2 separate regions of the Mus musculus genome follow, and region 2 is linked to region 1. A link is a loop called in an ENCODE intact Hi-C map of the cell type or tissue named here. Cell type or tissue: gastrocnemius. All regions are shown on one strand. Links, peaks and the distances in the headings refer to the core of each region. The heading gives the core; the rest is flanking DNA. Region 1 overlaps Ubash3a (ubiquitin associated and SH3 domain containing, A). Region 2 holds the start of Tff2 (trefoil factor 2 (spasmolytic protein 1)).

Evidence for each region. Peaks named below come from ENCODE experiments on the same cell type or tissue, not always from the same donor. Only the 100,000 strongest peaks of a DNase experiment are listed, where the experiment ranks them.
Region 2: it touches region 1 in a loop (4-fold over the local background); 20 of 42 quality-filtered maps call a loop at or near these places.

The regions. Positions count from the first base shown.
Region 1 is chr17:31,231,281-31,247,814 of GRCm38, forward strand. Ubash3a (ubiquitin associated and SH3 domain containing, A) reads left to right here. Exons shown (of 14, transcript NM_177823.4): 8 at 132-231; 9 at 1,008-1,130; 10 at 4,203-4,295; 11 at 5,855-5,999; 12 at 6,608-6,714; 13 at 7,896-8,005; 14 at 9,961-11,123. The coding sequence ends at 10,098. Among named protein-coding and RNA genes, the nearest start is that of Ubash3a, 31 kb to the left of the region's middle. In gastrocnemius, for the core only: no CTCF peak of the experiment used is centred there; no DNase peak of the experiment used is centred there.
Region 2 is chr17:31,135,422-31,151,955 of GRCm38, forward strand. It overlaps Tff2 (trefoil factor 2 (spasmolytic protein 1)), which reads right to left and starts at 8,861. Exons shown (of 4, transcript NM_009363.3): 1 at 8,749-8,861; 2 at 7,693-7,842; 3 at 6,781-6,927; 4 at 5,641-5,801. The coding sequence starts at 8,827. The coding sequence ends at 5,788. In gastrocnemius, for the core only: no CTCF peak of the experiment used is centred there; DNase peaks (open chromatin) are centred at 8,802 and 9,383.

The DNA.
Region 1 (16,534 bases), core at 2,922-10,921:
CACACTGTGACACTGGCAGCCTGACCGACCACAGTTGCTGAGGAGTTTGGGAGAGGCTCCGACCCTAGGCAATGGCTGGTGGATACTGCAGAGTCTGCTTAATAACTCACGTCCCATTGCTCCCACCCCAGGCTACCATCTCGAGGAGAGGCATTCTGGTCGTACGTCATGGCGAGAGAGTGGACCAGGTCTTTGGGAAGTCTTGGCTACAGCAGTGTACTACTGCTGATGGTAGGTGGAGTCCAGATGACTCTAGACAGATTATTAGCTCTCTGTCCTTGAGGGACCCTAGACCATGGCATAGCTCCTGCTGGGAGATGCCAGTGCCCTCAGGCTTTGGGACCACTAATGTGGATAAGGAAACCCACCCACATACACACTGTCCACATGTCTAAGCCAGGCCCTTGGCATCAGGTCAGTGATTGGTGACAATTCTGGTTTCCCCTTTTCTCTAATGAGAGAGGTTAAACCACTTGTTTCTGGTCACACAGCTAAGGCTCAGGATTTCTAACAGATTGACAGATCTTAGAGATCAACATCAAAGGGACCAGGGTGTCACACAGCCCCTGTTTTCTGGTCCTGCATTCAAGCACCTGACTGAAGAGTTCCCATGGCAGGGCACCTCCAGCCAGTGTGTACTGCCCCACCGGCAGCAACACACAAGGGAGGCTTCACACTGCAGCCGCTTAACTGATAACTACTCCAAAGCTTATGCTGGGGATGCAGCTTTCTCTCCCCTGTGAGTGATAAAGGTTAAAAGGAAAAAGCGGGCTCCCGGCCCCTGGGGTGCAAACCTAAGCGCTCTGCAGTTGAGAACATGTTACAGGCCTGCAATATTTGTTCTATGCAGTCAGTTCTCATTATAAGAACACTTCACAAACGACATCCTTGGCAAGCACTCAGACAATAGCCTTCCCTGCAGAGAGGATCTCTGTCTTGGGGGTCTTGGGTAACGAGTGGAATTTGTCTCCGTGGCCTCAGATGTCTGCTACTTGTTTCTACCTCAGGAAAATACTACAGGCCAGACCTGAACTTCCCCCGCAGCCTGCCAAGGAGGAGCAACGGCATCAAAGACTTTGAAAACGATCCACCGCTATCATCCTGTGGAATTTTCCAGGCCAGACTTGCCGGTATGTTTCAGAGTATTCCCACAGGAGAGTAACACTAACAATAATGACTACATTGTATCCACTGAGCCCCTGCTGTGCATCCTTTGATAGTACTGGCATCTTCCCTACTCTGCCCCACCAGGAAATGGAGATTGTCTTAGTAACAGTTCTATTGCTGTGAAGAAACGCCAGGACCAAGGCAGCTTATAAAAGGAAGCATTTAATTGGGGGCTTGCTTTCAGTTTCGGAGGGTGAGTCCATGATTATCATGGCAGGGAGCATGCTGGCAGGCAGACCTTCAGGCATGGTGCTGGAACAACAGCTGATAGCTTACCTCCTGACCCATAGGCAGAAGGCTGAGGGATACTGGGCCTGGCATGAACTTTTGAAACTTCAAAGCCCATCCCCAGTGACATACCTCCTCCAACAAGGCCACACCCCCACTCCAACAAAGCCACACCCACTCCAACAAGACCATACCTTCTAATCCTTCCCAAACAGTTCCACTAATTGGGGACCAAATATTTAAATATGTGGTGGGGGGGGGGGGCATTCTCATTCAAATCACCACAGATGTTAGATCATTTACCCAGGGTCACACAGCTAGTGGCCAAAAGTGGAGCCGTCTGATCCAGGAGTGCATGATTGGTGATGCAAGCAAGGAAATATAGGGAGGGAACACTGCAGGGAGAAGAAATAGCAATAAACACTATATGCACCAAGAGTGAATTAAAACCAAGCTGGGGAGATAGCTCAGTTGGTCAAGTATTTGCCCAGTGAGCACATGGGCCTGGGTTTGATCCTCAGAACCTACGTGGAAAAGCCGGGTGTGGTGGTATGCACTTGTATTCCCAGTGCTGAGGAAGCAGAGGCAGGGTGCTCCCCAGGGCTCCCTGGCCAGACAGGCTCGCCTACAAGGTTAACTCCAGGCCCGTGAGAAATGCCATTTTAAATATAAGGGTGACCGGCATTCTTGATAATGACTGCTGAGGCTGATCTCTGACCTCCACACACAAGCATACATGCACACCCGTATGTGTGCACACATGCACATGCACACACACAGATACAGTCACAGATGCAGACACACACAGTTACAGACACACATGCACAGACACACACACACTTTAAAAGCACACACACACACCCTTACAGGTAATATTGCACTACGACTCATGCCCTTAAGTTTATGACTGGGGTGTCTTCTTCTGTGACATCTAAGAGATTGTGATGTTTCTCTGGTTACATCATACAAATTCGGAAAGCTGAGCCTAAGGGGGCAAGCAGACATCCCAGTCCCTGGCTGCTTAGCTACAGGAACCCACTAGAATTAGCTTTCTTGCTTCTCACCCTGCGTGAGCCACAGGCGCTCACTGCCAGCTCTCAGGGTGGGAGGCTGGGTTCACACTGTGACTGTTTCAGGCTCCCAGTCAGACAACAGTTAGTTCTGGGGTTGGGATACCCCAACTGTACACAGCCCATTTGGGCTCCTCCTTCCCTAGGAGACATGACATGCTCATATGTCATGTGAGCCTGTATGTGTGTCCCAGAAGTCCTGTCCTCATGCCCAAATACTTACAAAGGTGTTTGAACAGCTCTTGGTGTATATACATGGGAGCATCCGGGGATGTGTTGCGTAGGTAACAAGTATCCCTAGCTACTATATCCCTGCCACCATTTGGTGGCAGAAATTGAAATCCCAAGATCATGGTTCAAGCAGATAGTTCCTTCTGAGGCTATGAGGAAGACTTATCTCTCCCTATTGCTCAATGGGGTCTTGCCCTGATATCTTCACATCATTCCTTTCTGTCTGTCTCTCTACTCAGCCTTCTCCTTTGCAGAAGACATGTTGGTACAGAACGCAGCCTTATGTTAACTTGTTCTCAGTTACCCCATGGGATGCTGGGGGATAGGTGGCAGGATCCTTTGTGGGCACAGAATCCCACACATATACGTATATATGCATGTGTATACATATATACATATGCATGTATATATGTATGTGTGTATATATATACATATATACATATATACGTATATACATATATACGTATATACGTATACACACACATATATATATGTATATATGTATATACATATATACAATATGCATATATGCATATATGCATATGTGCATATATACATATATACATATATACATATATACATATATACATATATACATATATGCATATATACATATATACATATACACATACATACATACATACATACATACATATCCCATACATTTTGCATGAAATCTGTGTGTTTGGTACAGTCACAACTTTCTGATATTTTTTATTCCTATTGGTCAAAGCCTTTGACACAGATCCATTGATTAAGGTCCCAGTCTATGGATGTCAGTATTCCAACTTGCCCATAACTGACAACCCCAAGCCTCTTGTCAGAAATCTCTTGTGCCATGGGGTTTCCTTTGCCACCAGCTAGGCTTCTAGTATTACAGAGAAGACATGGTTGGATTACAGCTTGTCCTTCCACAAGCCAAGATCTGACCAACTTAATGGCTGCAAAGGTATAGAGCTATGTGCACCTTAAGCTTACAGTGCAGGTGTGACTTGAGTGGAGCATGGCGGGTTTTCAGCCCACAGAGTCACTTTTATCTGGTGCCCAGGCCTCCTTCCAGACTCACCCAGGCTATGGGCGGAGCTCAGGTCCTCAGGGATGCAGGGCTGGGGTCTCCCCTGGCTGCTATTGGTACTTTCCACTTCTGAGGCTACACCCATGTCTGGTAACGTGGGACGCTCCATCTTTCAACACAGCTAAAGGATATGGTTCACATGCCAAGTACGACCACATTCAATGTCTGCTCGTTTCTGCTCTGTGGCCAGCTGGGAGGAACCTGCACTGCTTACAGCCTCAACAACCCCTGTACCACCACCTCCACCATACAATATAATGTAGTTACAGACCATTGATGGTCACAGTTGCAGGTTCTACCCTAACCTGGTTGGGGACCCTGCAGGTGTTTACAGCAGTGGGTAAGAGTCTCATCTATCCCTGCCTGCTACCAAGGCAAGTGCCCATCCTGGGTTGATGCATGAAGGGAGCTCCCTACCTGTTGTTTCCTAGGAGAAGCCCTGCTGGACAGCGGCGTCAGAGTCACCGCGGTCTTCGCGTCTCCAGCCCTGCGCTGCGTGCAGACAGCCAAGCACATCCTAGAAGGTAAGAAACTCAGCAGGCCTTGCCTTTGGCTTGATCTTGAGGATGTTCTCCATGGGGAGCAATGAGGGTGTGGCCACAACTAAGCCAAAAGACAGTTAGAAGCCAGCCTTCTAGGTGCTGCTGGCAGAAATATCCCATTAATATCCCAAAGTGCTAGGGTTGTACGACTGGTGTCACAGGGTCAACATCTGTAATCATACTTTGCCAAGTGGCTCAGCTCTGCCAAGTGTCTCGGTACTTGGGAATGAACATTCACAAGCCTAGAGACCTGGAGCTACTGAGAACCCTTCTAGATCCACAGGTGACTTCCCAGGGCAGGGTCAGCACTGGAGGGGAGCTGTCCAGCATCTCTCAACTGTCAGGAAACCATTCACAGATCCTCTCAGCCAGTGAGACAACATTGCCATGTGGGTGGCTGGTGGTCACCAAGGTTCTGCCCCCACTTAGGAAGTGTCCATATCAGGAGATAGAAACCTTCTTTGTTCACTGCAGAACAAAGTTCCTGAACAAAGTCAGCACCCTGCCTGCCACCAGGGGGCAGAGGCCCTGCCCCTAGTCTGAACCCCTCTTGCTTCATCCCAAGCACAGAGAGCCTTACTTGACCAGGTCTTTTTGGTCAAGATAGAAAGTGCTTGGGAGGGGTGAACTGTGAGAAATCAGAATGTTCCAGAAGTTTCCTCCCCTACTCTTCACCCCCTTGGGACTCCCTGTCTCCGTCACTGTATCATTCCATCAAGGATGAAACTGCGGCGTGGATTAAGTGAGCTGTATATGCGGTTATAGTGAGACCCCAGGGTGAGCCCACTGCCTACGGTATCCCCATAGCCAAGCATCATGGCCCCTCTTGATGGGCAGCATGCTGTCAGCCCTTGGATCCCTCCAAATGCCTGGTGGTCCGGGTCTTAGAGAAAGCACTGCTTCACTTGGATCACAGGATGATGTTTGCCAGCCAAGAGTCACACATGTGACATGTTTCCTTGGACTCGGTTATGGGTTGGTGTTCTGGTTCGCTTTTCCATTCCTGTGATAAAACACTAACCAAAACCAACCGGGGAAGGAAGAGGCATACTTGACTTACACTTCCACATCACTGTCCATCAATCGGATCGGTAGTGGTAGGAACTCAAAGCGGGAACCGGAAGCAGGAGCTGAAGCCATGGAGGGGTGCTGCTTATAGCCTTGCTCCCCGTGGCTTACTCAGCCTGCCTTCTTATAGCACCTAGGATTGCACGCCCAGGTGTGACACCACCCACGGTGGTTTTGGCCCTCCCACATCAGCAATTAATCAAGGATATGGATGTAATAATGTATGCCTTTAATCGCAGTACTTGGGATGCAGAGGTGGGCAGATCTCCGTGAGTTCAAGGACTCTGCATAGTGAATTCCAGGACAGCTAGAGACTTGCCTACAGACCAGTCTTCTCAGTTGAGATTCCTTCTTCCCATCATGACTCCAGCTTGTGTCAAGTTGACAAAAAACACTAATTACCAAGGCGGATATAGGATGAAGGAGTTTCTCTAGGTTTGTTGTATCCAAATGCTTGTTTCCATTGACCCAAGAACTCAAACTGGAGAAGAAGCTGAAGATAAGAGTTGAGCCTGGAATCTTCGAGTGGATGAAGTGGGAAGCCAGCAAGGCCACACTGACCTTCTTGACCTTGGAGGAGCTGAAAGAAGCAAACTTCAATGTTGACCTTGATTATAGGTATGTACCTTGCAAATCTCTGCCACCCAGAGATTTCTTCTGTTAAAGAAGATCTATCTACTGAGGTAGAACCATGCAGTGGAGAGTAAGGTAGATTGAGCTGTGTATATAGTACCAGCAGGATCGGGGCAATGAGAAGTTGAGGGTTATGGTCTTGCTCAGCCAACCCAAAACTCCTGGCGAAGGCAGCTACAGTGAACACACACCACCTAGAGATGAGGGAGGCTGGGAAACCTGACCACGCATGGAAGATGGGGGTATTCCTGATAAAGCTGACCCTGCACGGATGGACACAGAGGGACCTCACCCAGAAGAGGGTCCTGACTCTGGTTTGGGATGGGGAGTGGCTTTGTTCTTCCCCTGGGGTGACTATCTCCAGGTAGAGTGAGATGTACAGCTTTCCTGCTGTTCATTCAACCTCCATGCTGGTGGTGCCACAGCCCTTTGCCAGTGTGAGCACATCCAGGAGCCCCTGCTGGCTGTAAACCCACGAGCCCTGCCTGGCAGGCTCTTTAGAGGATCATGGTCCCACTCAGCTACTCCAGCATACCCTTGTTCACCAGGAGGCTCCAGAACAGCAGCCCATGTCTCTTTCTATCTTCTTTCAGGCCAGCATTGCCCCGCTGCTCCCTCATGCCAGCTGAGAGCTATGACCAGTACGTGGAGAGATGTGCCGTGAGCATGGGGCAGATCATCAACACATGCCCACAGGACAGTGAGTGTCCCGCAGGCTTGAGGAGGGCAGCCTCAGGCTTCCCTGGGATGGGATTGGCTGATTCTGGCCTGTTAGCGTCTCTACCTCTTCACTCCCATATTCTGGCCAAGACAGTACATCATCTCCACCATGACAGGGAGTGGATGCATATACACATACTCCATGTAGCCCATCTTAGTTAGGGTTTTACTGCTGTGAAGAGACACCATGACCAAGTCAACTCTTATAAAGGACAACATTGAACTGGGTTTCGAGGTTCAGACCATTATCATCAAGGCAGGAACATGGTAGTATCCAGGCAGGCATGGTACAGGAGGACCTAAGAGTTCTACATCTTCATCTGAAGGCTGCTAGGAGAAGACTGACTTCCAGGCAGCTAGGATGAGGGTCTTTAAGCTCATGCCCACACTGACATACCTACTCCAACAAGGCCACACCCATTCCAACTAGGCCACACCCACTCCAACTAGGCCACGTCTCCTAATAGTGCCACTCCCTGGGTCAAGCATATGCAAACAAACTATCTGGTGCTGAGCATGGATGGCCCTAGAACATCAGGGTCTTCACCAACTATGGGAACAAGAGAAGCCCAGAATGACAGAAGGATCAGGTAGCCAATGCCTAAGGAAAAGGAGGCTGAGCCATAGCCCTTCCACCCTAACCACCAGCCACGCTCCCAGCTCTCCTGGCTCCACACCATCAACCGCTGCCTCTCCCAGCTTCACTTTGTCCAGTGTGAGACACACACCGAGGTGCTGGATCCCATCATGTCATCTGAGGTGGCTCCCCAAGTCCCACTAACCCTTATCTAAAGCAGGCAGCATCTCAGGCTCACAGTGATAAGCCAGATAAAGTGATTGGCTCGGGTCTGGATAGCAGCCATCACACACCCACCTGTGGCTGACAGGACCTAGGCAGCCAGCCACAAGAGGATAGAGGCTCAGATCATCCGTATACCATCCTTGAAGCTGGCACACAGACACCACACCCTAGCCCTAGGCCCCACATCACAAGGTGGTGTGCTCTAAATCATGGCAAAAGACTGGGTCTTCCTACCCTTGCTACTTCCCACCCACCACCTCATAGGGGCACGGTAGCTGGACCCATAAGACATTGAAGAGGCTTATATGTTGCAAAGTGCTCTCTGGGCCTGCTCTGACCTTGAGGTGTTTTGTCTACAGTGGGCATTACACTCATCGTGAGCCACAGCTCAGCGCTCGACTCCTGCACAAGGCCACTCCTCGGGCTCCCACCCAGAGAATGTGGGGATTTCGCCCAACTGGTAAGAAAGGTATGTGACCCTCTTATACCTCTTTAACCTCCAAGTGAAGCAAGCGCTGGGTCATGCACTCTTTATAGAATGACAAGCATCCATCAAATCCAGGGCTGGCTATGTGAATGTGCCTACCTGCTCTCATGGAGGGCATACCTGCAGGAGCTGTGGGTAAACCTGTCACCCTAACACCTGAGTGGCAGTCTCCCCGGTTCTTTGCAGGCAGCAATGTCAAGAAGTTTCAGAGCTAGCCCATAGCCCATCTCCTGTGGCTCTAAGAGTATAAGGGTCCTGTGAAGAGTCAGGAGTCACTGTTTGAGTAAGAGAAGGCTAGACCCTGTGTGGTCCTGCCTTCCTCAGTGGGGCCTGGGAGCGGTACTGACAGATAGAAGGAACTTCCACCTACTCACCTTCTGAGTCATCTGTCAAAGGACAAATGGGAACTCACTGTAGCTATTTGTAGCATGACCAGGTGCTGGGCCAGTCTCATGAAAGACTCCAATGACAAACTGGTGACAAACATGCTTTGGTGGCACTTTGAGTGACCTATTGAATATACTCCAGCAGATCAGAGAGGGAGGTGGCCAGACCATGAATTATTCATCTTAGACTAGCTCTTTTCCCCTGGTGACCAGTTCTGTCTCTCTTCCTCATCAAGATAATTAACCAGTGATCCTGTACCCTGACTCTATTGGTATAGAAAATTACTGATAAGAGCTAGGCATGATGGAGCATGCTTGCTGTAATTGCAGCTACTCGGCAGGCTGAGGCAGGCTGACCTCATGAGCTTATGAGTTACGGGTTCTCTAAGCAACATAGGGAACCTCAGTTGAAGGAGAAAGGAGGTAAGAGAGAAGGAAAAGGGAAGAGGAGGAGGAGGAGGAAGATGAGAACAAGGACAAGAGAAAAAATGATTCCTATAAATTCTAAACTCTAGAACTTTCTTATGCTGACCACTTAAGAGTCTACATCAACCCCATTCCAAATTAGACAGCCCAGATCAGAAGTTTATCCAAGGGCTCTGCTGACAGATGATTGAAAGGACTGGTCCTTCTAATCAGGACCAGCATGCAGGACCCTGAGTATTCAAGGCTTTCCACTGACTAGCCCATTACACCCTCCTGGCAGTCCCTGTCTGCAGATAGGATGATTCTTTTCCCCCTGAGTCAGTGGTAGCATCTGCTTAGATTCCTCCCTGCATCTTGGGATGTTTGCAAATTTTGTCTAACCAAAGAATTCCTAGACGTTAAAAAGAGGGTGAGGCAGTACTGTTAAGAAAGGCATGTGGGGGGCTGGTGAGATGGCTCAGGGGTTAAGAGCACCAACTGCTCTTCCAAAGGTCCTGAGTTCAAATCCCAGCAACCACATGGTGGCTCAGAACCATCTGTAACAAAATCGGATGCCTCTTCTGGAGTGTCTGAAGACAGCTACAGTGTACTTACATATAATAAATAAATATTTAAAAAAAAGGCATGTGGACAGAGAAGCCTCAACACAAGGATCCAATGGGCTGGTCCATTTTACAGATGAAGGCACAGAGGTCCAACGTTTCACCTTGTGCTTTGTCCTATAGTCTAAACCCACAATCCTGAACCTTTCTGTGTTGCTGAGGCACAGGTAAGATAGCTTATAGCCAGTTGTCAGGGTCTCTCACCCTCCCACCCTCGTAGATATGTGGGCCTGGTAATTCTGTGGGAAAGGAAGACTGACCCATGGCTCCCAGAATGCTTAGCAGTCCCACTCCAAGTTGTAACGAATCTCTAGGTAACAATGTAACCCATTGTCGGGAGCATTGATCATCCCCAGGCGAAATTAAATGGTAAGTGCTGGCATTGGTTCCATGGCTCCCTGGCAGCCTGGGACCATTGGGTCCCCTCCACGACTGGGAGGCACATTTTCAGTGGGTTTAAGAAATGCTCCAACGTTGATTGACTTGTAACAGAATATTATAAACATACTAAACCCTCTTCCAGATTCCATCTCTGGGCATGTGCTTCTGTGAGGAAAACAGAGAGGACGGAAAGTGGGACCTGGTGAATCCGCCAGTAAAGACGCTGACACATGGGGCCAACTCGGTCTTTAACTGGAGAAACTGGATCTCAAGCAACTGAGGCAGCCCGAGCTTTCCAGGAAGAGGTGACTGCCCTATGCCAAGGCACAAGGGGCTGTGATAATGGTTACAAAGGCATCCAATGATTACAAAGTTATCCTAGCCTCTCGCCCAGTGTGACTGGAGGAAAGAACAAAACACACTCGATACTCAGGGGGAATAGCCATGGCTCAGACCTTCGTCACTGCCACCCATGGATCTGCTGTCCTGCCAGCCTCTGCAGAGGCCAGAGCAGAGGTCTGGATTAGGATACCACATTGCAACATGTGCACTGGTTTGGAGAGAACAGAGGAACTGCCTCACTTCCAGGAACTACAGACTCCCCGCACTTGAAGATGCCACCCATCTATTTTGTATGTTCTTAGGAGCCCTCCTTATTACTATAACCATCGCTCTTTAGGCAGGGCCATACCAGCTGAAAAGGGAGCAATGGTCAATGAAAAAAGTGGCCAGCCCACCAGATCAAAACCAGGACAGCAGCTGGCACCAGCACTTTAGGGGTTCCTTGCTGTTGCTCGGACACAGAGTTGGAGACAGTAGTGCTTGAAAGCCATGCAAAATTCCTAACGCACAGAGACAAAATGTGTGATTCTGGAGGTTAGCGGGGTCTGTGTTCCTCTACAGATTCTAGAGGACTCTTCCCCAGCCATTCCAGAATCCAGAGGCCTCTGTCCTTCCTGGCATCCTATTTATTATATTATATTCCTGGCATCTACTACCTTATGATTCTATTCAAATCAATCAGTTTGGGGAAATTCTAAGGCACGGTCACATAGCCCCTGCCTTGAGCCTCCTGTCTCAAAGACGCCATGACAAATTGTGCTCAGTAGCCTAGGATCTTCTCTCATCTTAAGATCCTTGGCAACTAAGCCTGCAAAGTCCCTTAGCCACAGGGGTCACTTGTTCATGGTCCCGGAAGTTAGGATGTGTCTTAGAAGGCCATCCTCCAGCCTACCTCAGCCTCTGTTCTTCCAAGCACATTATGGCCGTTGTACCAGGGTCTAGACATAAAGATCTGTGCCTCCTACACACACTTCGCTCAGGTCGTTTTCTGGCTCCTCCTTTTCTCTCTTCTCAATGAGCAGGAAGGGATGGGGGCTTTGTGAGTGGAAGGAGGGAGCCCCTTGCCTTAATAGGAAGGGGTGGCAGCACTGTCACAGCGGGGAAGGCCGTTCCTAAGACCTGGACTGAGAGAATGTGTAAGCACTGTATGTAAACTCAGCACGAGCTCTGGCTTGGGAACCTCTGATCCAGTGGTAAGTGGGATTCTCTGCATAGTGTCCTTCCACCTCACCCTACAGAGGCCATCCTGTCCCCAAGTGGCCGACACTGCACAAGTGAATTACACTCAGTCATCCCCACACCATGCTTAAAAAGTGGGTGGGGGGGTGTTCTTCTTTCCCAGCCCCCTTTTGCAAAATTGTGGTTACTTTTTACAAATTTGTGCTCTGGGCTGCAGCCCAAGGCAGGAAGGACCTGGAAAGCAGGAGGGAGGAGGTGAGGGAAGGGGTAAGGAAGGGAGGGAGGGAGAAATTAGGGTAGGGAGTCTTGGGGGGGGGGGCTTATGTTTCTGAGCTCGTCTGACCCCTGCTGGTGACATTTGGAAGGACACCTTCCTCTGGGCACTGCCCTGGCCCACCTCCCAACCCACAGTCTTTGATCTTTTCACTTGAGTTTTTAAAGTAAGATTTTGATTGACACATGTCCTGGGCAGAGCTACATTCTTTCTTCTCAAGTTCAACCAGTAGACAGTTCTGCAGGGTTCAGAGGTGGAAACAAAGACAAATGATCCTATTGGTGGATGGGCCAAAAGCTCAAGGCACTCTTCCACCCCACCCTAGAACCTGGGGAAGTCTGGGAAGAGACTTGGGGGCTGAGCCACCTGAAAAGCTATTTGAGAGTCACCACTGTGGGCTGAATCAGTTCATCGGTCACACAGAAGTCTTGATCCCAGTACTCCAGTGTGAGACTGTATTTGGAGATAGGATTGTTTAAAAAAAAGAAGAAGAAGAAGAAGTGCATGTGAGACACACATAGACAGAGAGAAAGAGAAAGAGAGACAGAGAGAAAGAGAGAGACAGACAGACAGAATATATGTAAGCACTCTATGTGTGCAGGCTACAGGGAATAAGTGGTTGTCAGACACTACCTACCTTTACATAGTGTCTTAGCTACATTTCTATTCTTGTGACAAAACATGATAACTAAGGCAGTTTTGAAAGCATTTAATTGGGCATGCAGCTTCAGAGGGCTAGAGTCCATGATGGTAGAGCGGAGGCATCACAACAGGGATAGTTGAGAGTTCACATCTTGATCCACCCACCATGACACACCTCTTCAATCTCCTAGGCCCTCCCAAACTCCTAGGTCCACCAACTGCGGACCAAGTGTTCAAACATATGAGCCTACCAGGGTTGGAGAAAGGGATGTGGCATTCTCATTCAAACCACTACATTTAGTGTGGTGGTTTGAATATGCTTGGCCCAGGGAGGTGCACTATTAGGAGGTGTGGCCTTGTTGAAGGAAGTGTATCACTGTGCTGGTAAGAAATGAGACCCTCTCCCCAGCCACGTGGGACCCAGTCTTCTAGCTGCTTTTGAAACAAGAAGTAGAACTCTCAGCAACTCCAGCACCATATCTGCCTAGACATTGCCATGATCCGACCTTGATAATAGATTGAATCTCTGAACCTGTAAACCAGCCCCAATTAAATGTTGTCTCTTATAAGAGTTGCCATGGTCATGGTATCTCTTCACAGCAATAAGACCCTAACTAAGGTGCTTAGGTTTTGGATGCTGAAGTCAGGAGGCCAGCCTTGAGCACCAAGCATCTTTATCTTCTGAGCCATCTTTGTTGGCCTGGAGTCAGGACCTTGAAAAAAGGTACCTGGAGCCAGCGTGGTAGTGCACACCTTTAATCCCAGCACTCAGGAGGCAGAGGCAGGCAGATTTCTGAGCTCGAGGCCAGCCTGGTCTACAAAGTAAGTTCCAGGACAGCCAGGGCTACACAGAGAAACCCTGTCTCGAAAAAACCAAAAAAGGGTCCTCATAGCTTCATATATTTGAAAGCTTGGTCATCTGGGACCGGAGGGATTAGGAGGTGTGGCCTGGTTGGAGTAGGTGTGACCCTGTGTATGGGCTTTAGGCTTTCAGAAGCTGAAGCCAGGCCCAGTGGCTTTCTCTCTTCCTACTGCCTTCAGATCCAGAGGTAGAATGCTCCAGCACCATGTCTGCCGTGTGTCACCATGCTTCCTGCCTTGAGGATAACAGACTAAACTCTGCAACTGTAAGCAAGTCCCAATTGAATGCTTTCTTTTTTAAAAAGCTGCCATGATCATGGTGTCCCCTTTACAGCAATAGAACACTGACTGAGACACACATACCGAGAAGCAAGCCTGTGACGACATATCAGAAGACACCTTCTGGGCTGGTGAGATGGCTCAGTGGGTAAGAGCACCGACTGCTCTTCCGAAGGTCTGAAGTTCAAATCCCAGCAACCACATGGTGGCTCACAACCACCGTAATGAGATCTAATGCCCTCTTCTGGTGCGTCTGAAGACAGCTACAGTGTACATATAATAAATAAATAAATCTTAAAAAAAAAAAAAAGAAGACACCTTCTACAAGTCAAGGAGAGAGGGCTCAGGAGGAAGCAGGCTGGGTGGTACCTCCATGGAGAATTTCCTTTGAATCAAGCATCTAGTCCATGTACATTGTATGCCAGTGCATGCAAGAGCACTCAAAGTCTCCCACCCAGGAGTTGAACACTAGGCAGGCTATACAGCTCCATATGAAGTGCCAATGGCCAGACCTGTCTACATATCGTGCATACGATCTGCACTGCATGGAGGATACACGCCAGGTGTAAGCAAAGATGACTTCATTCTTTGTAAAGGTTTTGTGCATCCTAAGATCTCGGTTTGTACAAGGATCCAGAAGCCAATCCACAGGGAACACCAGGGAACCATTACTGAGGGTACAGAACAGACACTGGAGTCAGGGAAACTTGGAGGGCTCCCGACTGGAGCAAAGGTTATTCTGAGAACAGGAAGTGGTTGTATCTGACCAAATGGTCTTCTACGATCACTAAGAATAGACCTGTCAACGTCAGATATCTCTGAGTCAAGCTCAGAGGCCCAGAGCCTGGCCCTCACCACACTCTGTGGGCTGTTGAGTGGTGATCAGCCCACCCAGGGATGGAACTGTCTTCTCCAGCTGCAGTAACAGTTCCGTTACCCTTCATGGGGCAGCTGGATTACCCAGAGCTTTCTAGAATGCCTCGTAGCCCCATGGACAGGTGTGCCAAGTCTAGCATGACTAACCAAATGCCAGTTCACAGCATCAACTCCCTGGAGGGAGAAGGCTATCACTACCTGGGATTTGAGAAAATTGACTAAAATAGATTTTCTATATCCTGAAATGCAAGAAAATCATATTAACAAAAATGTAAAATAGCAATTTTGTTGGAGTCAGAAATTCAGGGTATTTAAAAAAAAGAAAGAAAGAAAGAAAGAAAAAATAAGAGACATTCAGAAATGACTCCTGAAAAGACACAGAGTCCAAGAATGGTTTTTGTGAACTCTGGTTTCCTGGAGGAATATAATGAAACGAAATGAAAATGTCATGAAGGAACCCATTATATTGGAGACTGAAAGTAAAAAAAAAAAAAAAAGAAAAAAGAAAAGAAAAGAAAAGAAAAGAAAAGAATATTAGGTAAAATCAGGTCCCACATTCAAGGCATGGGGCTGTCTTCCCACTGTGAATAATTGGAACCTAGCCCCAAAACACGGGCAAATTACTGAGATGGACAACAGTCAATGGAAGATGGCAGCTTCTGAAGATGCAAGGCCCTGAAATCCACAGGCACACCTCATGCTATTACAGGTCCACTCTGCCGTAAAGCAAATGCTGCAATAAAGTGAACCCCATAAAATCTCTGGTCTCCCGGTGAGCATACAAGTTACACCACACTGCTCTCTGATAAGTATGTGATAGGGAAATGTTTTAAAATACAATGTATAGACCTTAATTTAAAATATTGCTGAAGCCGGGCAGTGGTGGCACACACCTTTAATCCCAGCACTCGGGAGGCAGAGGCAGGCGGATTTCTGAGTTTGAGGCCAGTCTGGTCTACAGAGTGAGTTCCAGGCCAGCCAGGGCTACACAGAGAAACCCTGTCTCGAAAAACAAACGAGCATATATATGTATTTTGTGTGTGTGTGTGTGTATATATATATATATATATATATATATATATATATATATCTGAAAAGGAAACCGGTAACAACCATCATAGCTATTGGGAAAATGGTGTGAGTAGATTTCAATGGATTTGCCTGTTGTAAGATTGCCACAAACTGAGAAAAAAAGAAAGAAAGAAAAAGCCATAAAGAAAAACCCACATCAATGTTCTGCAGAAAGGGATAAAGCAAAGAAAATGAGGTATGTTCCTTGCTGTAGTTAGGAACACAGACACATTGTGGTGGTTCGAATAAAAAACGGTCCTCATAGCTTCATATATTTGAACGCTTGGTTATCTGGGACCAGCACTACTGGAGATGGATTAGGAGGTGTGGCCTGGTTGGAGTAGGTGTGACCTACTGTTGCTGTGAGAAAACACTCTAACCCTTGGTGTTTTGGATTCAGAAATATTTGTCCAAATCCCACTCTGTTCTCACGTCTCTGCCCTTGTTCAGATACTAAACATTTTTTAGATCCTCACATTCCACACCAATGTCCCTCCATTCTTCTGTGATCTAGTAATGCAAGCCATTACTCTGCCACACATTCTGGAAGGTTTGAACCTACATCCCTACAGGCTGTGTGTATTGAACACTTGGCCCCCAGCTGGTGGTCTGGTAGCTCCGCCTCCAGGAGGGGGGGGGGACGCTATTGGACTTACACTTCCGGGTCACAGCCCATCACTGAGGGAAGTCAGGGCTGGAACTGGAGGCAGAAACCTGGAAGAATGCGGCTTGCTGACTGGCTCTTTCTCAGGCTCGTACTTACTCAGCTTTCTGATACAGCCCAGGATACAGCAGCTGCCTGCAGTGGTACCAGTCACAGTGGGCTGGACCCTCTTACATCAGATACAAATCAAGACAGTCTCCACCCAAGACACACCCACAGGCCAACCTGATTATTGGGAGTTTGTTTTGTGCTTAGGTGGGAATTTGCACATCCGCTGAAGGTCCCTGCCAACTGTTGGTTTTTTGCCGGGTCATTGAAGAGCCAGCGGCCAATGGCTGGGAAAGGGGAGAGAGGCGGGACTTTTTGGATTCGCAGGCAAGAAATGCTAAGGAAAGAAGGGAAAGAATGACCAGGATTGGGAAGCAGAGCGATCAGACTAAAGAGCCCACTAACAGGTAAGACTCCAGGTAAGTGGCCTCACACTCCCCCGATTGGGTCTAGGGGAGCAGAGATGAAATATAGATTTGG
Region 2 (16,534 bases), core at 4,582-12,581, 94 kb before region 1:
CTGGTGGTGCACGCCTTAATCCCAGCACTGGGGAGGCAGAGGCAGGGGGATTTCTGAGTTTGAGACCAGCCTGGTCTACAAAGTGAGTTCCAGAACATCCAGGGCTGTTACACTGAGAAACCCTGTCTCAAAAAACAATATATATATAATATATAACATATATATATATACACACACATATATGTGTGTGTATGCATGTATGTGTATGTTTGTATATGTATGTGTGCATGTATATGTATATGATGTATATGTATACATATATATGGTCCAAAGTCTCTACTGGCAGAGGAAACACCACTGTGATAAGAGAAGCTAAGTGGACAAGGATAGTAAGGTGACAGATTTGCAGAGGTAGTCAGGAAGCCACATATGTGCTGATGTATATCAGACATGGATCCTGAAGTAATACAATTGCTTATGTTCCCAGCATTTAATGGTGTGTTTGTTCAGGGAGAAAACAGTAAATTCTATAAAGTGGAAATGTTACAGTCATTATCAGGCTTCTCTCTCTCTCTCTCTCTCTCTCTCTCTCTCTCTCTCTCTCTCACACACACACACACACACACACACACACACACACACGCACACCAAGAAATGTTGACATTTCAAAAGAGCAATGGGCCAGCAGGATGGCTCAGGGGGTAAAGGAGCTTGCCACTCAAGCGAGGCAATCTGAGTTCGATCCCTGGGATCTATGTAAAGGTGGAAGGAGAGACCAGGCTCCACAGATTTGCCTTCAGACTACCACATGCGTGCCACGGCACATGTGAGCACATACATATATAATAGTAGTCAATAAATATGAAAAATAGATACAAAAACTGGGCGAGACAGATGAGTTCTCGGACGGCACCAGCACACCAGAATTGTTCTGGCAGAGACTGAGGCTGAAGGACAGTGAGCAACCAGAAGTTCTGAAGAGCAGGTCCACCCAGAGTCTCTCAGAACCCTGAAAGAGCTTTATGCACCAAGGAGTCTTCACACTGCAATGGCTGCTCTGGAGGAAATGACAGAAAACCCCACAGGTCTCCCTAAGAGGTGTCACACAGGAGATGTGGGCATTAATGTCACGGCTCTCCTAGAAGAAAGTGTTAACAGGAAGTGTTTGTGCCTTGGGTTAAAGCAGATGGTTTCAGACAGGCTGCACACACACACACACACACACACACACACACACACACACACACACACGAAATCAATCAAAATTAGAAGGATTTGCTCTTTGCCAGACGCTGCCAAAGTGAGCTAAAGGTGCAGTCAGAGGCCAGAAGGAAATAGCTACCCAGCACACCTCCATAGAGGACTTAATGGTTTGTTGTGTGTAAACCTGGCCTGGCCTGGAACTCCCCCTGCAGCCAGGGCTGGCTTCAACCTCACAGACGCCTCCCTACCTCAGGCTCTCAAACCCAGGAGTTACAGGGTGAACCTGTAATAGGCCCCCAGACCTCAGCACAACTGACTCCATTCAGGCTGAAAAATTCAGCCCATAGACAGCACCACCTGACAGAAACAAACAAACAAACAAAAACAAAGACCTGATCCATCAAAGTTCATTGCTTTGGGAAAGTCTGTAAATGTACCAAACTTACCTTTTTGGCTTGTGTGGTTCCACTTCTGACTAACTGTTCTGTTAACCGAAGTATGTCAACCCAGGATGTGGGTTTTTTTTTTGTTTTGTTTTTTTTTGTTTTTTGTTTTTTGTTTTTTGTTTTTTGTTTGTTTGTTTGTTTGTTTGTTTGTTTGTTTTTGTGTGTGTGTGTGCTTAAAAGCTCATGCTGAGAAAGGCTCAGGGCAACACTGGGATCCTGAGCACCCAGTCTAGTTATTGGTTGGCTAATACTTTTTATTGGCTTAAGCCCACATCAGAGCAGTCTTCTCTGCTGAAATCTTCACAACAAACCACCACACTCAGCTCTGATAGAGGAGTTGTATTTGGATGTAAGAACACAGTCAGAAACAAGCAAAGGAAACAACAAAGGAAACACCATTTGATTAAAAGGGTATAAGCTGGGGCTGGCAAGATGGCTCAGTGGGAAAAGGTGCTTGCTGTCAAACCTGAGGACCTGAGTTCAATCCCCGGACTCACGTGTTGGGAGGTGAGAACCAATACCCATAATCTGTCATCTGAACTCCACATACCTGCCATGGCATGTGTATGACCGAATGAAAATAATATTTTAATATTAAAAAAGGATAAATGAACCATCCAGACAGGCTTTGTCAGAGAATACTATTAAAAAAAAAACCATAAGCCCATGAGATGCTCAATAGCATTTGCTAATTGATGAAAGTAAGTTAAGATGAAAAGGATCTGGACGCAGAGAGCATCCGGTCACCTCACCCATTGCTGGTGGCGAGGAGAAATGGGGTGATTACAATTCCCCTGACTCTTACGAAGTTAGAGATCAACCACTTACCAAAGTATGTCTAAAAACTTATGCCCAGGGGCTTCTGGTGACGTCATTTATAAGTAAACTCTAGGAACAACTCAGAGGTCCATCCAAAACCATGGAACGAACATGGCTCAGCAATGGTAAAGAACAGAGCTTCCTTACAGGTGACAGCCTGGCAAGCATACGGGCTCTGCGAGAACGAGCTGTCACGCCGTACTGTACAGGACACACACAGGAAGCTCTAAGAGAGATGGAGCCAGGAGGAAAGTTGATCATTGGGTCCTTGGAGGGGCAGGTGATAGGGCAGGGCTCTAACCGTGAAGGGCATCAAGAGGTTTGGTGGAGTAGGGTCAAACGATACTCTGTGCTTGACTAAAATAATATTTACACAATTGTGTGCATTTGACAAACTTACTGCATTTACTTACGTTTTATTATTTTTGTTATGTTTTGTTTGAGACAGGGTTTCTCTCTGTATCCCTGGCTGTCCTAGAACTTGCTCTACAGACCAGGGTGGCCTCAAACTCAGAGATTCTTTAGCCTCTGTCTCCCAAGTACTTGATTTAAAGTTGTGTGCCACCTCCGCCCTGCTACTTGTTTAAATTTTATGGAGCGTGACTCATACATCAATACACCTAATGTTAAACAAAAGTCCATGGTATAACTGTTGTCTTTGTGAGTTCTACTAATGAGAAGACGCTGGGTTGGCATCTGACAGTGGTTGGCCCTTGGCAGTGGCGACAGAGAAGCTTCTCCTGGAGTCAGCCAGTAGAGGGCACTAGAGAACAAGGACTGCCAGGTGGGAACAACCACACAGGATTCACATGCACATCTAATTAAAGTGCCAGAGATGACAAAATAAATATGAGGGCTACAGGTCATGGACCTTTTGGTAAAACCTGGCAGTTGTGGCTGAGGACCGTGTCCTGTCCTCCAACCCTCCAGGAGACCCAGAAAGGTTGGTGTGGGTGCCTTCCAGCAGGGCTGTGGAGCAAGGCAAGTTTTTTTTCCAATCCATATGATTAACCGGAAGCCAAGGATATCCCGTGGACAGCCTGGGCTCCTTCCCCAGCTGTTTCCACAAGCATGAGGGTCTGGGGAAGTGGGAGAGGCTAGAAAATTGGTGACAGTTCACAATACTGAAGGGCAGGAGGGGGTGTGACCAGGGAGACATGGGGCAAGTCTGAGACTCAAAGAGCCAGGGCGGGTGAATGTGTGGGTGGAGGGGTGTCCCAAACCCCTTGTTCATCTGCTTCTTATCAGATTGTGGGCTGCAAGACCCTCCCACCAGGCCCTGCCTTTTCCACCTCTCGTGTCCTCGGACGGTGGCACTCACGATGGGTGCCTATGATGGCAAATGGCATAGAAGAACAGGTAGAGAAGGTGGAAGCCACCGAGGGAAGAGATGGGAAGGAGACGAGATGAGGAAGTGAGGCTAAAGGGAAAAGAAAGGTGTGTTTCTGATTGAATCAAGAGACTGTTAGTGGCCCTCCGGGGAAGGCAGGGGATGCCACACGGTTGGCTAGGTCAGTGTGGGGCAAGCAAGAGTTAGAGTATCCCGGAGCCTAAGCAGGCTCCAAGCCTGGGACTAACAAGCAGAGCCCAGAGCGATGAAGACAGCTGTGTTGTATTTGGTCTGCTCCACACAGGCCAGGGCCATTCTGGAAATGAATCCACACCTGACCAGATGTCTCTATCGGGTTGGCCTGTGGAGCATTTTCTTGATGTGGAGGCTCAGTATCGGTGCTGCCGCATCCCTAGGAGATGGTCATGGGGCATATAAGAAAGCAGGCTGAGCAACCCAGGAGGAACAATCGCATAAGCAGCACCCTTCGTGGCCTCAGCATTGGCTCCTGTCTCGGGTTTCTGTTCTGAGTTCCTGTCCCGACTTCCCGTCACGGCGGCCTATGATAGGGAAGTGTAAGCCAAGGAAATCGTTCCCTTCTGGGCTGTTTTTGGTCGGTGTTTTCTCATAGGAAAACAAGCCGTAGCACTGTTGTTGGATGACCATGCAGCTGAGTATAACTGGCTCAGAAAATGGAGCAAACTTCACCAAAGAGTTTAAGAAGGAAGCGAGGTAGGAGTGGAGCAAACCCGCGGGCCAAGCCCTAGTCCTGGAACTCGGGGTTCCCCCAACCCCTTACCCTCCCACCTCCCTCCACCCCCTACCCACCCCCATTCCCCATCCCCACCCCCACCCCGGCAGCAGGAGTGGATCACTGGGCAAGGCTAACCAGTCAGCTTAGGCTGGGGAAAGGAAAAGAGATGAGAAATTTATCAGAAGCCAGCCTTACACCATCACCACACCCTCCTGGCCTCTAACTGGAGACATTAATGGTCCTCGGACTGGTGATTCTCAACATTCTTAATGTTGGGATCCTTTAGTATAGTCCCTCATGTTGTGGTGACCCCAACCATAAAATTAGTTCATTGCTACTGTTATGAATCCTAATGTAACTATGTTTGGACTTATAGGTTTGTCAACAGGGCCACCACCCACAGGCCGAGAACCACTGTCTTAGACAATGCAATGAAGAATGGCCCCTGCTGGGGCCTCCTTACCCAGAACTACCTCATTAAAATGAAGCTTCCTTTCAGTAACTTCCATTCGAATGTTACTAAAGATGCTCTCAGGTCAAAAACCACAGTTCAGGGTGACTTCCCAAGGCCCAGATCCCCACTGTTCCTGTTCACATCAAGAAGAGAAGGCAACCAGTGGCCAGGGACCCACATCACAAGTGGGTAGCCTGCAGGGCAGTTGATAAACCAGAAAGACCTGAGGAACTGTGATCAGCAGTCATGCGTTATCCTATAGGGTCTGAGGTCGGAGTCCATTGTGCTCTCTAAAGAGAACTGAGTGTGTGGTCTCATAGAGATGGTAGATTCTGAAGTTCACATAGGCAGAACACTGTTGTTGCTGGAGTGGCCCAGAAGTAACTAGTGGCTTGAGGCTCTCAGAGGGATGGAAGAGTGCTATATGCACTGTTGCTTATATATGCACATGTGCACTCTGATGTGTTCATACACGCGCACATATTCACATACTTACACACACACATGCACATGCATGCATTCGCATACCTGTGTATATACCTGTGTACACTCCATGTATTCACACCTAGGTGCACACACACACACACACAAACACACTCCCGAAAACACGCACACATTCGCGTACGATCGGTGTGTACACACCGCCATTGTACATCTGCCTCAAGGAAACCAAAATAAAAATTGCCAGGTTTTTCAACTTTTCTTTACTTGGAAAATGCTGTGTCTAGCCACTGCTAAGGGTCAAGATGGTTTTAGAAACCCCAGAGATTGATGAAGTCTGGTTGAAACTTTCTTCTGGCTTGCAGCTCCCAGGGAACGGGTGGCTCGGCAGTAGCAACTCTCAGTAGTGACAATCTGGAGATGCAAAAGCAAGGTGGTTGGTCAGGACGCCAAGGAGGCATGAGTGCCTGCGCTCAGAAGTGTGGCTGCCCCATCATAGACAGGTTCTGAACAAGGACAGAGTGGGACAGGAACGATGGGGCCTGTTCTCCCCAAACCGTTAGAGATTCCCCAAGGGAGCCTGCTGACCAGTGTGGGTGGCCATAGAACAAACCCCTGAGAGCAGGCCAAGGCAGGGGAGGGTGTGGCTCAATGAGTAAAGCACCTGTTGTACAAGCCCGAGGGTCCGAGTTCAGATCCCCAGATCCTACATAAAAAGACAGGTGTTGTGGGCATATCTTTAACACTAGTGCTGGGGTTCAGGATTTAGCTCCGTGGTAGAGTGCTTGCCTAGCAAGCACAAGGCCCTGGGTTCAGTCCTCAGCTCCAGAAAACAAGCAAACAAAACAAAAACAAAACAAACAAAACAAAAACCCCACTAGTTTGGGGAACAGGTTGGAGCAGAGCTCACTAGCCAGCCAGCCTAGCCAATCGGTAAACTCTGCATTCAGTGAGAGACCCTGTCTCAAAAACTATGGGGGAGAAGGACTAAGGGAAGCACCCAAACTCTGCAGAGTACCTCCACATGCAGGCACGCACATACACACACAGAGGCACACACTGGTACATACACACAAGTACACACAGTACACACGCACATGTACAAGTACACATACAAATACATACACACTCAGAGGTGTACACACACGGAGGCGCACACACACAGAGATACGATACACAGAGTACGCACACACAGAGGTATACATACAGATACATACACACAGGTACACAGGAACAGTAGTCATGTACACATACAGGTACACATACGGATATAGACACACAGGTACACACTCAGACACAGACACACACACACACAGGAGGGACCCTCAGCAGGTGAGTGTGGGTGGGAATGGCTCTTGCCAGGTTCCAGGCAGGCCCCACCGACAACCATTACCTTCCACAGACTGTGGGAAGAAACACCAGGGCACTTCAAAGATCAGGTTGGAAAAGCAGCAGTTTCGACTGGCACAGTCCTCGGGACTGATGCCCGGGTACCCACAATTCTTGCGAGCTGACACTTCCATGACACACTGCTCCGATTCTGGTTGTGAGGAAGAGCAACATCCAAGGCTTTGTCAGGCTGGACACTCACTGAGGGCTACAAGGTCTGCCTTCTTAGGGACACTGAATTTGCAGGCTCTGAGTGTCCCAAGGAGCTCCTTGGGGGTGGCGTCTCTCAGGAGAGTAATGCCCAAGGACTGGTTGTCCTCCCCACAGGAGGGCACTAATGTTGGGAGGTGATCACAGAACTTTTGCAGAACTGGGGCCTCGGGAAAACCACGTTACCTTCTCTGGACTCAGCATTGAGCTCTGTGAAATAAGAGCAGCCCACTGTACCACGCCCAGAAGCTTGAAGACATTGATATCGAAAGGGACCCTGGACGCAGCCACTAACCTACCTGGTTTTTCTTCAGAGCATGCTGGTCATTTGGGAGGATATTCCCTACCACGAGTGCCCCAGTGGCAAAGCCCATGCCTGCGGTGAACTCACACACAGCTGGCATTCTTGTGCGTACTGTATTCACAGTTTGCCCTGGCTTGAAACCCATCATATCTGATGCCTCCACGCCCCCTTCCCAAGCTGCTTTGGAAGTTACATTTTTATGTACAGGCCAATGGTAGATTTAGGGTATGGGATGGGGATCGGGGAGGGGGTAAGGGTATAGAAGAGGCATTTAAGGCTTCCTTCGTGTTAACCTGGGCTAGCTCTAGCTCAGCTAGGCTTCCAAGCACCTGCTGTAGACCTTGCCCAGGGCCAGGTCCTAAGCCGACAGCTGGCAGAAGGACCTGGCTCTCCAAAGTTTACCTTGGTTTGGAAGTGGGTGGAAACACCAAGGGACCCCAGCGACGCTAGAGTCAAAGCAGCATCCAAGATCAAAGCACTGCTCACTGGTGATGCCCGGGAAGCCACAGTTCTTTCTGTTGTGGGGTGTCAGCCTGGAGCACCGACAGGGGGCTGTGGATAGAGCGAGCCATCATGGTCATCCCTGCCCAGCATGCTAGATGCTTCTTCCAACCTGCCCTGGGAGCTTAGGACACTTGCAGAATCTCATTGCCCAAGGGGTGACATGAGGTCTTATTTTGCCCATGTTAAAGCTATCTGGCTTCCTCCTGGGGAAACCAGGGGAGGCTTTTATTGAAACCATTTCATTTGTGAAAGAAAGAAAGAAAGAAACAAAGAAAGAGGGAAGGAAGGAAGGAAGGAAGGAAGGAAGAAAGAAACAAAGAAAGAAGGAAGGAAGGAAAGAAGGAAAGAAAGAAAGAAAGAAAGAAAGAAAGAAAGAAAGAAAGAGAGGAAGAAAGAAAGAAAGAAAGAAAGAAAGAAAGAAAGAAAGAAAGAGAGGAAGAAAGAAAGAAAGAAAGAAAGAAAGAAAGAAGAGAGGAAGAAAGAAAGGAAGGAAGGAAGAAAAGAAAGAAAGAAAGAAAGAAAGAAAGAAAGAAAGAAAGAAAGAAAGAAAGAAAGGAAGGAAGGAAGGAAGGAAGGAAGAGGTAAAGAGAGAGAAGGGAAGGGAAGGAAGAAGGCGACACAAACCTTCTGTAAAGAGGGTGACTCTATGAACCTATGCAGAAGTCAAGGTCACAAGATAGGCCCAAGACAGCAGGCCCTCCTGTCCTCCTAACCAGGCTGACACCTGTAGACATAGCCCTTCTGAATAAGAGATTCTGGGTGAGCTTCCCACAGCAGCACCCAGACAGCAGGGTGCTGTCTAGCTCCTTGCAATCTGTCACCCTGCCTTTGTCCTTTGAGGGAACATAGAGAAAAAACCCACCTAGTCCAGGTCCTAGATGAACTACAGCCCATCACTCAAGGGGGCTCAGATCCTACCTTTCACCTGCTGGGTCTCCACGGACTTTTACTTACAAGGTTTCTCGCCCTCTACCAGAGCATGCAGTCCCAAAACCAGGACCACTGCCAGCAGGGGGGCACCTCGAGGTCGCATGTCTGCTCCACTGGACCTGGGCAGCCTGCAGAATGCCCAGTTCCCACCAGCTGGCATTTTATTGGCTCCTGTTTGTTTGCTCAATGGCCCTGATAACTGTCCCTTACTCGTGGCCCCAAGCCTCCTAGGTTCTTTGTGCAGAAAAGCTGACATGGCTCCAAGTGGAGGCCCAGAGGAGGTGGGAAAAACCCCTCCGGACATGGGCTGGGTCAGGCTGGGTCGTGCCAGGTTACTGAAAGGGGAATGGGCCACGTATGCAACTGGAATAGGGCACCCACAGGGTCACACCCAGGAAGGGATTAGCCTCGTGGTGTTACTCTGGGTAAGGTTTGTGCCTACTGTAGAGACTTCTTAGGTTTTGTTTTTTGTTTGTTTTCTTTTTTTGTTTCTTGTTTGTTTGTTTTGTTTTGTTTTTTAAATATTTGAAGTGAATGACGCTATGGAGAAACAAAGAGCACAGAGAGAGAAGGTCATTATATCCAGGAGCCTCCCAGGGGAGGGGGAGCATCTCCAGGGGACCCAGTCTGCATTCCTGATGCAAGGCACACCCTACTTCACCTGGCTCCCTGCCAGCCCCAAGGACTGTTGTACACAGAGACCAGCCGCCAGGGCCTAAGGGAGCCGTCATGGGGCAGGCAGCTTTCTTCATCCCTGAAGCTGGACACTCTTTGCCCCGTGGGGATACTTCACTTCCCTCACACAGTGCCTAGGACTGAGATGCCCACCCATGAAATGCCCCGGAGAGGGGATTTGTAAAATGGACACCGAGGACAGAACCCAGGGGATCAGGACAACTCAGAACAGAAATGTCAGAGGAGAGAAGGAGAGGGACTGTGTGTGTGTGTGTGTGTGTGTGTCCTTTGGGGCTGAAGGAGTCTGCCCAGCTGTGGGAGATAGGCTACAGAGTCCATGACTCGGATACAGAATTTAAAAGCCTTGGCCCCATCCCAGGCTCTAAAGAGCAGACCTAAATCCTCAAAACCTCACCTGGATCCTTGCAAACCCAGCAGGGCTCTATTTCTCTGTGGCACATCCCAGCGGTTCTTTATCTCTGTGTTTATTACGTATCTTTGTTGTTGTTGTTGCTGTGCTGTTTTGGTGTCAACTTGACACAAGCCAGGGTCATCTGGCAAGAGATGGAAAGCAGACTGAGTAAGCCATGGGGGGTGGGTGGGGGGAAGCCAGTAAGCAGCATTTCTCCATGGTCTCTGCTTCAGTTCCTGCCTCCTGGTTCCTGCCTCCAGGTTCCTGCTTGGTGGTCCTGTCTGACTTCCCTCAATGACTGACTGATAGGGATGTATTGGATAAATAATTGCTTTTCTATCCAGGTTCCTTTTGGTTATCATAGCAAGGGGCAGTCAACTAGGACAGCCATCAAGATGATAAGACTTGCCAAGAACCCATTTTCTTGAACATCCTCATTCCTCCCTCCTCTCTGGCCCACATCCCAACCCAAGTTCCCCTGCCCCATCAGGGGTTCCGCCAAAGCCACCTGTCCCCTGAAGAGACATTTATCTTTCCTTTGAGCATTATCCCTTCCCCCTGTACAAGCCTGTGTCCTGATGAACAGGCTATCCATATTATGAGCACTGCACCCCCGCCCCATTCCATATAAAGTCAAGGGTACTGCACAACAATAGACAGCCATATCTGTGGGACCAGGCTGTGGGCCAATCACAGAGGCTCAGGAGAACCCCACAGCTACAGTTTCCACTTTATAGGAAAACTTATGGGTGCTGTGGATACAGACTCTGCACTGTGCCACGTCTATTGCACCTGCCTCACTGGGGTCCACTGACCCGTCTCTGATGACAAGGACTCAGTCCCAAGGTCATTGGCCCAAATCTTGGTACAGGCATAAACGGCTTCTGAACCCCAGGCAGGTCACATGCAGACTGATGGCTGCCGGGCTCTGTATCTTCTGTATCTTCTCCTGGACTCTAGGAACTTCCCCTTCTCTCTCTCTCTCTCTCTCTCTCTCTCTCTCTCTCTCTCTCTCTCTCTCAGAACCTGAACTCTCCACGGACAAAACACGGGCTTCTTTCCCGTTCAGTACACTCTCGCTTCTAGCACTTTCTCTGTGGCTACCACAGCAGCTGCTTCCTTAAATCCTAACCCTCGACTCCACAGCAGCTCAGCTCTCCTTGTCTGTGCCTCTTCTCCTCCAGCCCGACTTCCAGGGGGCTCACATCACCACCCCCCCCACTACAACACCAGGAGCACCCCGCTGCCTCCTCCAGGGCTTGCATGTGCAAGCCTCGCGCTGCTGCTTCTGCGCATGCTCTCAGACCAGCCGTGACTTCGTGGTGTGATTTTTCTCATGTCTTCTCTCCACTCCCACCTCCAGCCCCACCCCAGTCTCCCTGCACACCTTGGGGGAGATGGTGTTTATCTATTCAGGCAAACTGGAATTCCTCAGGTACTAGCCAGTCTTTCTCGGAGCACACAGAAAAAAACGGTCCAGACCACCCTCTCCTGTAGGGGACTCTAAAGCCCTGTCAAATGACAGGAATCCAGAAGAGGGAAAGAAGGCAGAGTAGAGAAACAAGAACCAGGCCCAGAACCAGGGTAGCTGGGTGGGAGAAGGAAGAAAACGAAGCCGCAGACCATAAATGTGAGTTCCTTGAGTTCTTAGTCAAATCCTTCACTGCCTTGACCTGAAGGCCAGACAAATCGGATATTGAGGAAGGAAGGGATGCTCAGCGGGCTGAGCATGCGTGGAAGCAGCAGCATAAGGCTTAGAGGACCGAGCTCCCCCATGCTCTGAACCCGAGGTAGGAGGCAGCCGGACACTCCCGGTTTTGTAGTGGTTCTAAGAGGGTGGACTCTACCCTGCCTGAGGAAGGAGACTACGAGGAACCCAAGGATGGGTTACAGACAGACGCAGAGGCACACCACAGGAACAGGCTAACTGGCCCAAGAGTGGAGGTGCCCCAGGCCCAATCTAGCTGAATTTCAAAGCAGGTCTTGAGAGAATCAAGCCATTTTGCAAGTAAATTAGCTGCCCCAAATTACCATGCTATGGTTGCCAGGACAAAGGACTGCAGACCTGGCTTTGATAGCAGGTGTGTGTCTTCTCCAGCTTCAGGAGGCTGACAGCTTTAGATCAAGGTATCAGCAGGGGCAGGTTTCTCCTAAGGCCCCTCCTCAGCAGGAAGAAGGCATCCTCTTCCTGTGACCTGATGGGGCTGGCTGTGGATTCCTGGCATCTCTTATAAGGGCGCCATCAGACAGACAACCGACCCAGCTTTACCTTAGTCAGCCGCATACTATTCCATCTCTACATAGAATCACACCCTGGGATCTTAGAAGTGAGGGGACCAAGGTCAACCGAGGTTCAGCCTGATGAAGCAAAACTCAATGCTTTTCTAAGGAAAGTAACAAAAACCGCAGGCACATAACACGGCAACGGTGTGCTGTGTGTGTTGGTTATTTTTCTCATGGTTGTGACAAAATGCCCATAAAAGCAACTTAAGAAAGAAAATTCCTAAAGGGCTGGAGAGATGGCTCAGCGGTTAAGAGTACTGACTGCATTTCCAGAGGTCCTGAGTTCAATTCCTACCAACCACATGGTGACTCACAACCATCTATAATGGGATCATCTGGTATGTCTGAAGGTTGGACAGTGTACTCATATACATTAAATAAATAAATTTATTTTTTAAATCTTTTCAAAAAAAAAGAAGGAAGAGTTATTCTTTTGTGTGGGTCCTAGATGCATATTTTTTCAAATTAATATTTTTTAAGTGGGACGTTTCTTTTGGCTCAGAGCTTTAGAAATATGTCACTCCATCATAGCAAGGCAGAACTGGCAGCATGGCTCCATCATGGTGGGAATGTGGGCAGAACTCCTCACATGGTGATCTGAGAGCTCAGGACAGAATTAGAAAGGTGCTCAATTTGCAAGGCCTGCCCCTAACAGCCCACCTCTGCCAGCTAGGTCACATGTCTCAAAGGCTCTGTGCTTCCCAAAACAATGATCTGAGCTCGTGAAGGACATTCCAGACGTAAGCCACAACATTCCATGTCTGGCCTCCCATAGGCCCATGGCCATCACATAATGTCAAATGCATTCAGTCTAACTCCAAATGTCCCCAGGCTCTTAGGGGTCTCAACACTGTCTAAACATCCAAAGCATCTACTGAGACTCCAGGGCAATCTGTAGTGTGAACCTCTGAAAAATTAAAACATTATATACTTGTCATCTGCGATGCTACAGATGCAACACTTCCGTTCTAAAGTGGGGGCGGGGGAGTGATAGTAAAGAAAATTTGGTCAAAAAAAAAAAAAAACCCTAACAATAATGCCTGGCACCAAAGGCACATGGTGTCATCAATGGGGTTCTAACAGGCTTGGGCAGCCCCTTTAATAGCCCTGCCACTTAAAGCACTCACAGGCTCTCTTTCGGCCAGCTCCGCTCACTGCCTGCAGTGTTCCTCCGCAGACATCCCACATCACTAACATCTCCACTGCAACTTACGATTCTCTTTACTAGTTCACTCACGAGCCCCCTGGGGGCTCACTTCAAGGACTCTTGCCCAGTCTCACTGGCTTTTCTCTAGAAACACAGAGCGAGTGACCACAGTCCCCTGACTCTTACATGCGGTACTTTAATAAAAGCAGTCACCAAGTGGTTTATCTGCTGCCAGATCAAGTCCCTTGGACCCCTGCTACCCTGGCCCCCCAGTGCCTGTATAGGGGAACCTTCCAGACTGTTTCCTGTGTGGCTCTGTTTGAGCATTCAGTCTAACTCCAAATGTCCCCAGGCTCTTATGTCTCTTCTGTCAACTCCTCTCTTTATGGCGACTCTTCTTTCTAATGGAAATCTTTCAAATGAGTTTTCAATTTTATATTCTATAGCATCTGAAGGGTGGGATTCTGCCTGCCACTTTGGTCAGCGTTTCTATTGTTCCATTGCAGAGCTGGGAGGGCTCTTTTGGGGGGCAGCACTAAACTCCTCCTCAATGAGATGCTCCCCACAGCCTTGCTTCGCATACAACTTTAAATAATGATTCCGTTCCTTCCCTTCCCAAACTTCACATTGTTCGGATCTTTTTGCTTTGCTTTTTGCTCTGGATGCTCACTGTATGTTTGGGTAAATGCAGCAAGTAGCAGCCATGCCACAGCCTGAATGTTATCTTGTCTTGAAATTTCCTGCACCAAAGAAAATTAGTCCATGCTTTCGTATTCTGATTCATTTGGTTGTTTTGAGCATGGGCAGAAGGTGCCCAAATTCCTTGGCAGAATTGAACACAAATGGCCTCTAGTTTGGTTCCAAGTCAGGTTTCTCCTCATGTCTTCGCTGCCATCATTTCTGTCTATACACTGGGGTTCTGAACTTCAGACAGGACTTCCCATTAATTTCTGCATGTGGTATTCTAGGATTTGTCTAACCTCATCTACAAATTCCTCTACATGGTTCCCAGACAAGTGACCAAGGCTAGGACCCACGGGCAGGTTTAATCACAACACATCTCTCTATACTAAGTCTTTTGTATTAGTTAATTTTCCTCCTGCAGTGATAAAATATTGACAGAAGCAATTCCGGGGAGTAAATTTTCATTTTGGCTCACAGTTTGAGAAAGATTTCACAGTCCACGATAACAAAGAAGGCAGGCACAGCAGTGTGGCATCCAGATCAGGAACCAGGGGGGTCGGACCAGAGTAAAAGGTGGTATTGCCTCATAGCCTCTCCCAGGAGCCTACCACTGCCATGTAGGCATTATTCCTTATATGTTCTACAACTTCCAAAACCAGTTGTTGATTAAGTGTCCAAACATTTGAGCCTGTGCAGGGGTTGGGGGATTGGGGTGTGTGAGCATTTCAGACTCAAACCATGACAATGTGTAACACAAAAACCAAAATCTACTGTACCTATAACAAAGCAAGAAAAACATCTAACAACCTTTAGAAAGGCTGGTGGATAGAAACAAATTCAGAAAGGGAAAACCAGACCAGGAAATGCCAATCATAAATAGATCCCCAGCAAGGAAAGGGATGAGAAACGTGAAAATGGAAATTCTAGAAATGAAAAAAGTGCATCTGAAATGGACTAATTTGTTGTATAGTTTTAGACAATGGATATAGTAGAAGCGGCTGGTTTACTCGAAGCCAGTGTGGTGCTAACCATTTAAGCCACCAAGAGTAAAGGGCTGGAGAAACCTCAGGATTTCTGTGGCTTCTGAGATAATATCAGTGTCACATAACCAGAGCACTGGTGGGAGGGAAGAGAAAAATCTTGTTTATGACTATTTGGAGAAATATTGGTCAGCTTTTTAATAAACTTGACAGGAGGTATAAAGACATAAATCCCAGAAACTCAAGTAACTGTAAGGAAGATAAACTTTAAAAAGAAAGAAAGAAAAAGAAAGAAAGAGAGAGAGAGAGAAAGAGAGAGAGAAAGAAAGAGAGAGAGAGAGAGAGAGAGAGAGAGAGAGAGAGAGAGGAAGGAAGGAAGGAAGGAAGGAAGGAAGGAAGGAAGGAAGAAAGGAAGGAAGGAAGAAGGAAGGAAGACAGACTATCACCATGCCAGAAAACATTGATTAAGAAAATTCCAGATGCCCCTCAACAGAGGAATGGATACAGAAAATGTGGTACATTTACACAATGGAGTACTACTCAGCTATTAAAAAGAATAAATTTATGAAATTTCTAGGCAAATGGATGGACCTGGACGGCATCATCCTGGGTGAGGTAACCCAATCACAAAAGAGCTCACATGATATGTACTCACTGAGAAGTGGATATTAGCCCAGAAACTTAGAATACCCAAGATATAAGATACAATTTGTGAAACACATGAAACTCAAGAAGAATGAAGACCAAAGTGTGGACACTTTGCCCCTTCTTAGAACTGGGAACAAAACACCCATGGAAGGAGTAACAGAGACAAAGTTTGGAGCTGAGACAAAAGGATGGACCATCTAGAGACTGCCATATCCGGGGATCCATCCCATAATCAGCCTCCAAACTCTGACACCATTGCATACATTAGCAAGAGTTTGCTGAAAGGACCCTGATATAGCTGTCTCTTGTGAGACTATGCCGGGGCCTAGCAAACACAGAAGTGGATGCTCACAGTCAGCTAATGGATGGATCACAGGGCTCCCAATGGAGGAGCTAGAGAAAATACCCAAGGAGCTAAAGGGATCTGCAACTCTATAGGTGGAACAACAATATGAACTAACCAGTACCCCCCAGAGCTTGTGTCTCTAGCTGCATATGTATCAGAAGATGGCCTAGTCAGCCATCAGTGGAAAGAGAGGCCCATTGGTCATGCAAACTTTATATGCCTCAGCACAGGGGAATGCCAGGGCCAAGAAGTGGGAGTGGGTGGGTAGGGGAGTGGAGGAGAGGGTATGGGGGACTTTTGGGATAGCATTGGAAATGTAAATGAGGAAAATACCTAATTAAAAAAAAAGAAACTGTATTATATATAATTTGAAAAAAAAAAAGAAGAAGAAAATTTCTAAAGGGCTGGAGAGATGGCTCAGTGGTTAAGAGTAATGACTGTTCTTCCAGGGGTCCTGAGTTCAAATCTCAGCAACCACATGGTGGCTCACAACCATCTGTAATGAGATCTGACGCCCTCTTCTGGGGTGTCTGAGGACAGCTACAGTGTACTTACATATAATAAATAAATAAATCTTTGGGCTGGAGCGAGCAGGGCTGGAGAGAGAAGGAAAAAAAGAAAAAAGAAATTCCTAA